Linked DNA regions of Homo sapiens: region 1 is linked to region 2. A link is a contact called in ENCODE Hi-C or POLR2A ChIA-PET data. All regions are on one chromosome and are shown on one strand. The core of a region is the stretch at or near the end of the contact, and the rest is flanking DNA. Distances in the headings are between cores, read along the strand shown.

The links. A loop is a pair of places that touch in the nucleus more often than their neighbours do. ChIA-PET counts read pairs that join two places held with the same protein, here RNA polymerase II (POLR2A). Pooled maps may share reads with other maps.
Region 1: a map of aorta shows a loop between it and region 2 (2.3-fold over the local background). The contact joins two enhancer-like sites. A Hi-C loop is called at or near these places in 3 of 168 maps with a recorded cell type or tissue (HCT116, PC-9 and aorta) and 3 of 50 pooled maps. POLR2A ChIA-PET finds 5 or more read pairs at or near these places in 3 of 52 experiments (HEK293, activated CD4-positive, alpha-beta T cell and activated naive CD8-positive, alpha-beta T cell).

What each region holds. Positions count from the first base shown.
Region 1 is chr1:39,465,804-39,469,535 of GRCh38, reverse strand. It overlaps MACF1 (microtubule actin crosslinking factor 1), which reads right to left. Exons shown (of 101, transcript NM_001394062.1): 96 at 804-921. Among named protein-coding and RNA genes, the nearest start is that of BMP8A, 24 kb to the left of the region's middle. RefSeq lists a silencer at 1,282-1,422. Within about 2 kb of position 2,260, at least 3 of the 41 ENCODE cell types and tissues checked have a DNase peak (open chromatin) inside an H3K27ac peak, as active enhancers do.
Region 2 is chr1:39,425,626-39,429,359 of GRCh38, reverse strand. It overlaps MACF1 (microtubule actin crosslinking factor 1), which reads right to left. Exons shown (of 101, transcript NM_001394062.1): 62 at 1,746-1,905; 63 at 1,073-1,399; 64 at 34-118. Among named protein-coding and RNA genes, the nearest start is that of BMP8A, 64 kb to the left of the region's middle. Within about 2 kb of position 1,250, at least 2 of the 41 ENCODE cell types and tissues checked have a DNase peak (open chromatin) inside an H3K27ac peak, as active enhancers do.

The DNA.
Region 1 (3,732 bases), core at 1,011-3,510, 39 kb before region 2:
AATACGTAAACAGAAAGAAACAGACAGGGCAGGAAACGCAGAAACTAGTCAAGAAAGACAAATTGGCAGACAGTGGGGGAGCCTCCTGTGCACCCACATGCAGCTCTGCTAACAGGAAAAAGGCAAGGACATAGCTGAAGAGGATTTAGCAATTGGAACCGGTCATCTCTTCCCTGTTGCAGTCCCCACACACCCCCTAGCTGCAGATGCCACCACTCATGCTCATATTAAATTGACAGTCTCCTTATGCTTCTGGGCTGGTGGGCCAGCCTTTTCACATTTAGCAGAAAGACACCCCATGGTCTTGCTTAGGTGGCCACCTGTCTTAGAAGTGAATGGGCTCACATGTAGGTGTCTTTATCCTTCCTCCTGGTCCAGGGGGCTCACCAGTTCTTCCCTGTATGAGAAGGGCCTAACACTCTCCCTGAGTATCAGCCACAGGAATTACAGGCAAAGGGATCTGAGGCACTAAGAGGGAACCTAAAGGGCTTCACTGGGCTCCTTTCTAGGATAGTGTTAATTTAATACCCCAAACAAACATTCGAGTAACACCAATACACTCTTAATTCTCATTACTGCATTCCTCTAGACCTACCTCCCCAAATAGCATCAACCTCTTCAGCTTTTTCTCCCTGGCCTATGCTGGCACCCCTGAGTTCTAATCTGTGCTAGTGGGATGACACCTGGGCAGCTTAACAAAATAAAAAACAGACAGACCCCACCATCAATGCTTCCTGTAAGCATAAAAGATCACTGCTGGGGGCATACCTAACACGTAATTCATGCTTAGAATGGTTCCTTACCTCGGCAGGGATCATTTTTCACTAAAAATTCATCCAAGGCCATCCATCCTCCACCAACGCGAACCATCACGGTGCTGCGCAGAATACGGACCAGCCGCAACTGCTGAGAATCCCCAAACTGTAGAATCAAAGGAAACTTAATTAATATATATGTCTTAAAGCAGATCTATGTTTTTCTCCCAAAGCAGACTGTATTCAGACAGGAATGACAATTTGATAGCTACAGAAGAATTGTTAACTCTCACAATTTTGCATTTTTATATATTTCACAAAAGGATTTTAAAAATAGAAAAGCAGAAATATCAAGCTAAAGACTGGTGTCTTGATATACTTTTTTCTTTGTGAGACAGAGTTTCACTCTTGTTGCCCAGGCTGGAGTACAACAGTGTGATCTCAGCTTACTGTAACCTCTGCCTCCCAGGTTCAAGCAATTCTCCTGCCTCAGCCTCCCGAGTAGCTGGGTTTATTAGGCGTGTGCCATCACGCCCAGCTAATTTTTGTATTGTTAGTAGAGACGGGGTTTCAACATGTTTGCCAGGCTGTCTTGAACTCCTGACCTCGTGATCCGCCAGTCTTGGCCTCCCAAAGGGCTGGGAATACAGGCATGAGACACTGCGCCGGGCCAATATACTTTCTATTGGGATAAAAATCACTTTTAATGGTCACACCACTGCCTCTGCACCAAAAGGAGAGGTAGGAAAACAGACAAAGTGTTAGGTCACTTTATTTTTTTAAAAGAGATTCTGCTCAATTAAAAATTCATATTCTTGGCATGCTAATTTGTTTTCCTAAAAGAAAGATTGTGGATATCAACTTCTGAATACAGTATGCTTTAAAGCTAAATGGAAAATAGTGAATACTATTTCAAGCCTTAAGGAAACCTTTGCAAAGCATCATTACAAGCTTAGAAGAAAATCTGATTTTCTGCATCAGGTTTTCAGGAATTAACCCGAAGTATTTGCTAATTGCAGTGTCACCAGCAGAAAAGTTTCTTCAGCTGAACAAATGATTAGGTCATATTTATACTAAAATTGAGTTGAAGCAATTAAAAATTGTAGCTCCCATGATGATTATGAACAGTATCCAATAATCATTTTAGATGCTAAAACAAGCATATTTCTGATTATTTATGTTTTCCCTTTTTTCTTGCCCAAACATTCCTACTTCCCAGCTCTAAACATCTGGAGTTTCTCATGGCATAAATTACCCTCTTTCCAAAATGAAGTAAGGAGCAACAAAAGAGAAGTATGCAGAGTTTCCAAAACAAACAAACATCTGGTAGGAGAAATGGAATTCCTAAAATCATTCAATTCAAGGGTTCCTCGGGTATGGAGTTGGTAGGATTTTCTTTTTCTTTTTCTTTTTTTTGAGATGGAGTCTCGTTCTGTCGCCTAGGCTGGAGTGCAGTGGCGCGATCTTGGCTCATTGCAAGCTCCGCCTCCTGGGTTCATGCCATTCTCCTGCCTCAGCCTTCCGAGTAGCTGGGACTACAGGCGCCCGCCACCAGGCCGGCTAATTTTTTGTATTTTTAGTAGAGACGGTGTTTCACCGTGTTAGCCAGGTTAGTCTCGATCTCCTGACCTCGTGATCTGCCCGTCTCGGCCTCCCAAAGTGCTGGGATTACAGGCATAAGCCACCACGCCCGGCCAGGATTTTCAAAGTTATAAAGGACAACTGTAACTTTAAAACAAGGCAGAAAAATTGAAAATGCAAGAAAGGATATCTGAGGTCATATAGCCATCCTCCCTCAAAATTAATATACTTGTGGTAATTCTCCATATTCCTTAGCTGCTCTGACTCAAATGCAGTATTTGCACAGGCAAGGCAATTGAAAAATACTGTATCCTCCCTCCCAGCCCTTTACTTTGAAAATAAAAGAAGTCCCACACCTTTCATCTGATACAATTTAAACATGTTTATACAAAGTGACTGCAGCAAAAGCACTGTGTGGTAGCAGCAGCACTGAACCCAGACTTGAAAGAGAATACACGTCCTGTCCTGGGAAGGAAGCTGCCCCCCAGGCTCTGTGAGAGCCCCCTCTCAGAAGCTGGGCCCCACAAGTGAAAATGAGAAGCCCTGTGGGAGGTTCTGAGAGATATGGAGGATTCCACCCAAGAGCAGTGCTCTTGGACCTGAGTCACTGCAAAGGGTTTTCTCTGGATGGGTGAGAGGCAGGGAGTATGCACCTGTGTGTACCCCAGGGTGAATCAGGAAGGAACCACAAGAGTACTTTATTCTTGGAATACTGTGTACTATAATTTATCACTCCATATATTTCATGTCCCCCCCAACCTTAATTTCACACTAAAGCTCTCTTTGAAAGATTCTAACTTGTTTCTGCTAAGCTATGGGGGAAAGGAGGTTTGACCAAGCCAGCAGCCAGTGTAGCTGGGGAAGTTGAGGCCAGAGTCACAAGTGGTAGGAGGGATTATGGCAGCTCTAAAAATGGAGACCTGTGCACACCTGGTAGGACAAGGTTGTCAGTGAGGCAAAGAACAAATAAGAGTCCTAAGGGTCAGTAACTGTTGTTTCCACCTTTTAAAAGGAAAACCTCTTACAGAGACTTGGGTTCTTGCAGTGGCTGACACTAGCTGTGTGAGAGTAGGCATGTGATCTTTGAGGCCTCAGTTGCCTGTGTATAAAATGAACTTCATAATTCCGTTCTCAACATTAGAAGTCATCTGACCCTCTCCTGATCAATGGAGCAGTAGAAGAGGGTGTCAGGACTCTTCAAAGGCACCCTAGCATTCACACACAGTCATTAGCAAATAGGCATATTGGACACTCTCAAGCAATGATGTTTTTTTAAAGCCAGTTTGTTCTCATCTTTAGTTTTTTTCTCTTATCCCCTGTTCTTCCCACTTGCCTAGAACATTTCTATAGTGACTTGCAAGGCCTGGGATGTTTGAGGGCCTGAAATCAACAACTA
Region 2 (3,734 bases), core at 1-2,500:
TAGGGGTGCTAAGAGACACACTTTTCAAAGTACCTGTGGTTTGTTTTAGAAGAGCCTGACCATTTTTAATAGCTTGATCTACATTCTTCTTTCTATTAACAATTTCTTCATTTAAAGCCTGAAAGGAAAGAATACCATTAATCCTGAAACTGTGGCACTACAAATGAAACAAAATGCGAGACCTTTAAGAGATCAAATTTAAAGTAAAGAGATGAATACTAGTTTAATTTAAACATCAGATATTTGATCCCCTCATCTTCTCCTTGGTTAGCCCATTGACTATTCAAAATAATTAAATCAGATACCTATAGGCAAGCTTTCCTATGCGCTGGATGAGAAAAACTTAGAATTACATCAGCTTTACCAATTATTGGTACCAAACCTGAACCCAAGAAAGGCAGAAGTGAAATTGAGCAAAATTGTCTACTGTGTCCAAAATAAGGAATAAACAGAAAGTTCAAGAGAAGAAATTCAGTAAGAACAGACTGACTTAAATCAGAATCCTGGTTAAAAACTCTCTTCATATTTAAAGTTGACGAAGCAAAAGAATCAGACTATTAGAAAAATTACCTATTTTTACTCTCCCAAACAGATTTCATAAAAATGAAATGAAAAAGGCAAACTCTTCTATTAAGATGACACAGAATCCCCGGAATTTGAACAAATCCAGAAATATCCTAAAAGTTTTTTAACTGTATGATCAAATCCTGGGCACTACACAGATAGATCTGGTTTTGTTAAAGCACATTATCTTTCATAAAACTGCTCAAATAGAATCTTAGTGACCCATCACCTAATAATGTAAATCATGAGTTGGAGTTCAGATGGCCCCTGACTATATACCCTGTACCATCTTCTAGAATTACTGATTTAACTTGTTAAATATAAGTATTTCCATGGACTCATCCAAAAACAGATTAGCAGTCAGCATCAAGTCCACTAACTATGCACTTGTGTATAAAATAAAGTTGAAGTGTTTGTAATGAAGAAAAAAAAATAAATGAAGAGAAACATGAATCAAAATAACAAAATAACAGAATAACATAACCAATAAAAATGGAAACATGAATACCAGGTGGTCAGCATGCTGCCTGTGCAGGACATCCTGTTTGAAATCCTTTACGAACACTGAACTGAGCTTGTCCTCAACCTCAGCCAGCCAGTTGAGCACCTCCACCTCATCCTCCCCAAACAGCCTAGCATTAGACAGAGCTTGGTCAAGTAGGGCTGCCTTCCGACAACAGCGGTCTTGAATTTCACTGTATCGGGCCTGCAATGAGTCTATCTTTTCTGACAGCACACCCTGTTCTGCAGGAGATGTCAGGGAGGAGAGGGACTGCCCAATTTTGACTGCCTGGTGCACATCTGTTGCATGGTTTTCTATGTCTTCTTCCAGAGCCTGGAAATCCAGATGGAAAAAATGAATAACAGAAACAAAATAAATGAAAAGTAAACACAAAATGATGAATAACAAATGATACAACAAATTAAACAATTAAAAAACTCACCGACTGAAAGGCAAAAATAATATAAAAATTGGGAACAAAAGCTGTTTATTCCGGTGGTAGCCTATCAGTCAATTTCTATTTGTATTTCAAGAATGTGACTTTTCCAATTAATAATCTGACCATATTTTAAGTTAAACCCACAAAACACACATCCTCTAGAATGCTGCAGGCAGTTTACTCATTTCTAGGATTTCTAATTCCAGTTTTCTATTTTCATTTACTGTAACCACTCCCTACCTTGTGCCGAATGATCTGCTGCTGTATTTTGGCAGTCTGAGTGCCAACAGGTTCTGAGTTAGCAAGCTTTTTCTCTGTGACAGATAAGAAGTCAGAAATAGGCTCAGCTGTCTCATGGAACTGTTTGGCCAGAACCAGGATGTCTTCCAGCTGTTTTTGCCTACACAAATATATAGAACAAGCTGCTCAGGAAGAAAAGTCACATTAAAACTGGTAATAGTACTATACTCAGTAAAAGAATAGTCTTTTCCAGGTATAGTTTAAATACCAATAGTAAACAGAACACACGTTATGTAGCATTTCGATGTTTTAAAGGATTTCACACCATTAACCTTATTCTCATTCTGTCATAACCTTGTAAGGTGGACAGAATAATTATCCCCCATTATAAAAGAATAATTATCCCCCTATTATAAAAGAGAAAGTTCAGTCAGAAGGCTTAAAGAAAGATTTGTCCAATCACCTGGTGAGTAGCAACAGTAGAATCAAATCTTCTAATGTTCTCCTTATTTAACACAAATCAAAACAGAATGTAGTATATATATCACCTGAACATCTGACCAAAATAAGGTTTAAAGGAGGCAAAAAGTTGTCTGTTTTCATTCTCTCTGTCACTACTACCTTCATTTATGAGTGAAGATATCTGAAGAGTAAAGACTGTATATTGCCTATGAACTAGAACTCCCTCCCCAACTCCCCAAAATCCAGTCAGGCTTCTGGTAATTTCAAGCCCCAGAACATAACTTTGAATCCAGATTTAAGGCAAAAAAACAAAAAAGAAACAAACAAAAAACCTCACGCTGGCTGAATTTGCCAACACAAAAAGCACCCCCCCCAAAAAAAAACCAAACAAAAAAAACTACAGACTTTATAGCTCACTTGGAATCTTAACTCTTATTTAATATAAGATCCATAACTAAGCTTGGCTTTTCCTGGGATACATGACTGTCACTGAGACCAGAGAAGTGCTAAGAGATGTACTTTCCAAAGTACCTGTGGTTTGTTTTACTCTATAAAATAAAAGCAGCAAATTACAAAGTGAGGAGGAAGTCTGGATATTGGAGATAGCCTGACAAGGAACAGACAAGAAAACAACCACAGAACTGTATTAGCATGCAGATTAATAATGAAAGGTCATAATGTTGTCTTTGAATTACTAAAAACAGACTAAGATATGGCATTTGAAGAGGCCTGGGAGTATATGATGCACTTAAGTTCAGCAAACCTTTACTGAAGACCTAATTTACGCCAGGTCCTATGCTAGTTATGCCCTGACAAAGTTATTTTAATAAGAAGTGGTTTAAATAAAAAAAGTTGGCATTTTGATTACTGGAAATTCAATTATGTTTGAATATAAAGAAAAACATATTTTTTAAGTGGCAATCTAAGTCTAAAACTTTCTTTCCTAGTTTGTTTATGCCAGCCTTCAAAATATATCTTCAAGTAATGCAACTAAAACATACAATATTAAAAATTATTATTAAATTTGAATTTCATTTTTTAAAAATTGCCTCTAATTTTTATGTCTTTCTTACTCATTTGATTTTGGAATCTGAAAATTTGAAGAATTTATTGTAATAAGATTAAAGGTATTTTTAGGGAGAAGAGCTAAAAATAATTTAGAAGCATCAAATATCTACTCTTGTTATTTGTTTCTATTTAAAATATTGGCCCAGAAACTATATTAGGCTAGGAGGATGGAAACAAGTAAAGTAGAAGGAAAGAGTCATAAAAATATGCATTAGATAAACAAACCATGACTTTAAGGAGTTTATGGACCAGGAAGGTAAGTACATAAAATAATGATCATAATACAAGGTACAGATAAAGAGTTATGGCAGTGAAGAGGCAGGAAAAATTATTCCATGATTGAGGAATAAAGGTAAGTTTTATAGAAGAGAGAGAGCTGGACAAAAGCATTTCATGAAAGATGTATTATAACCCATAAAATAAGACACAGGGTTAGGACATTGTCAGAAGATATTAAAG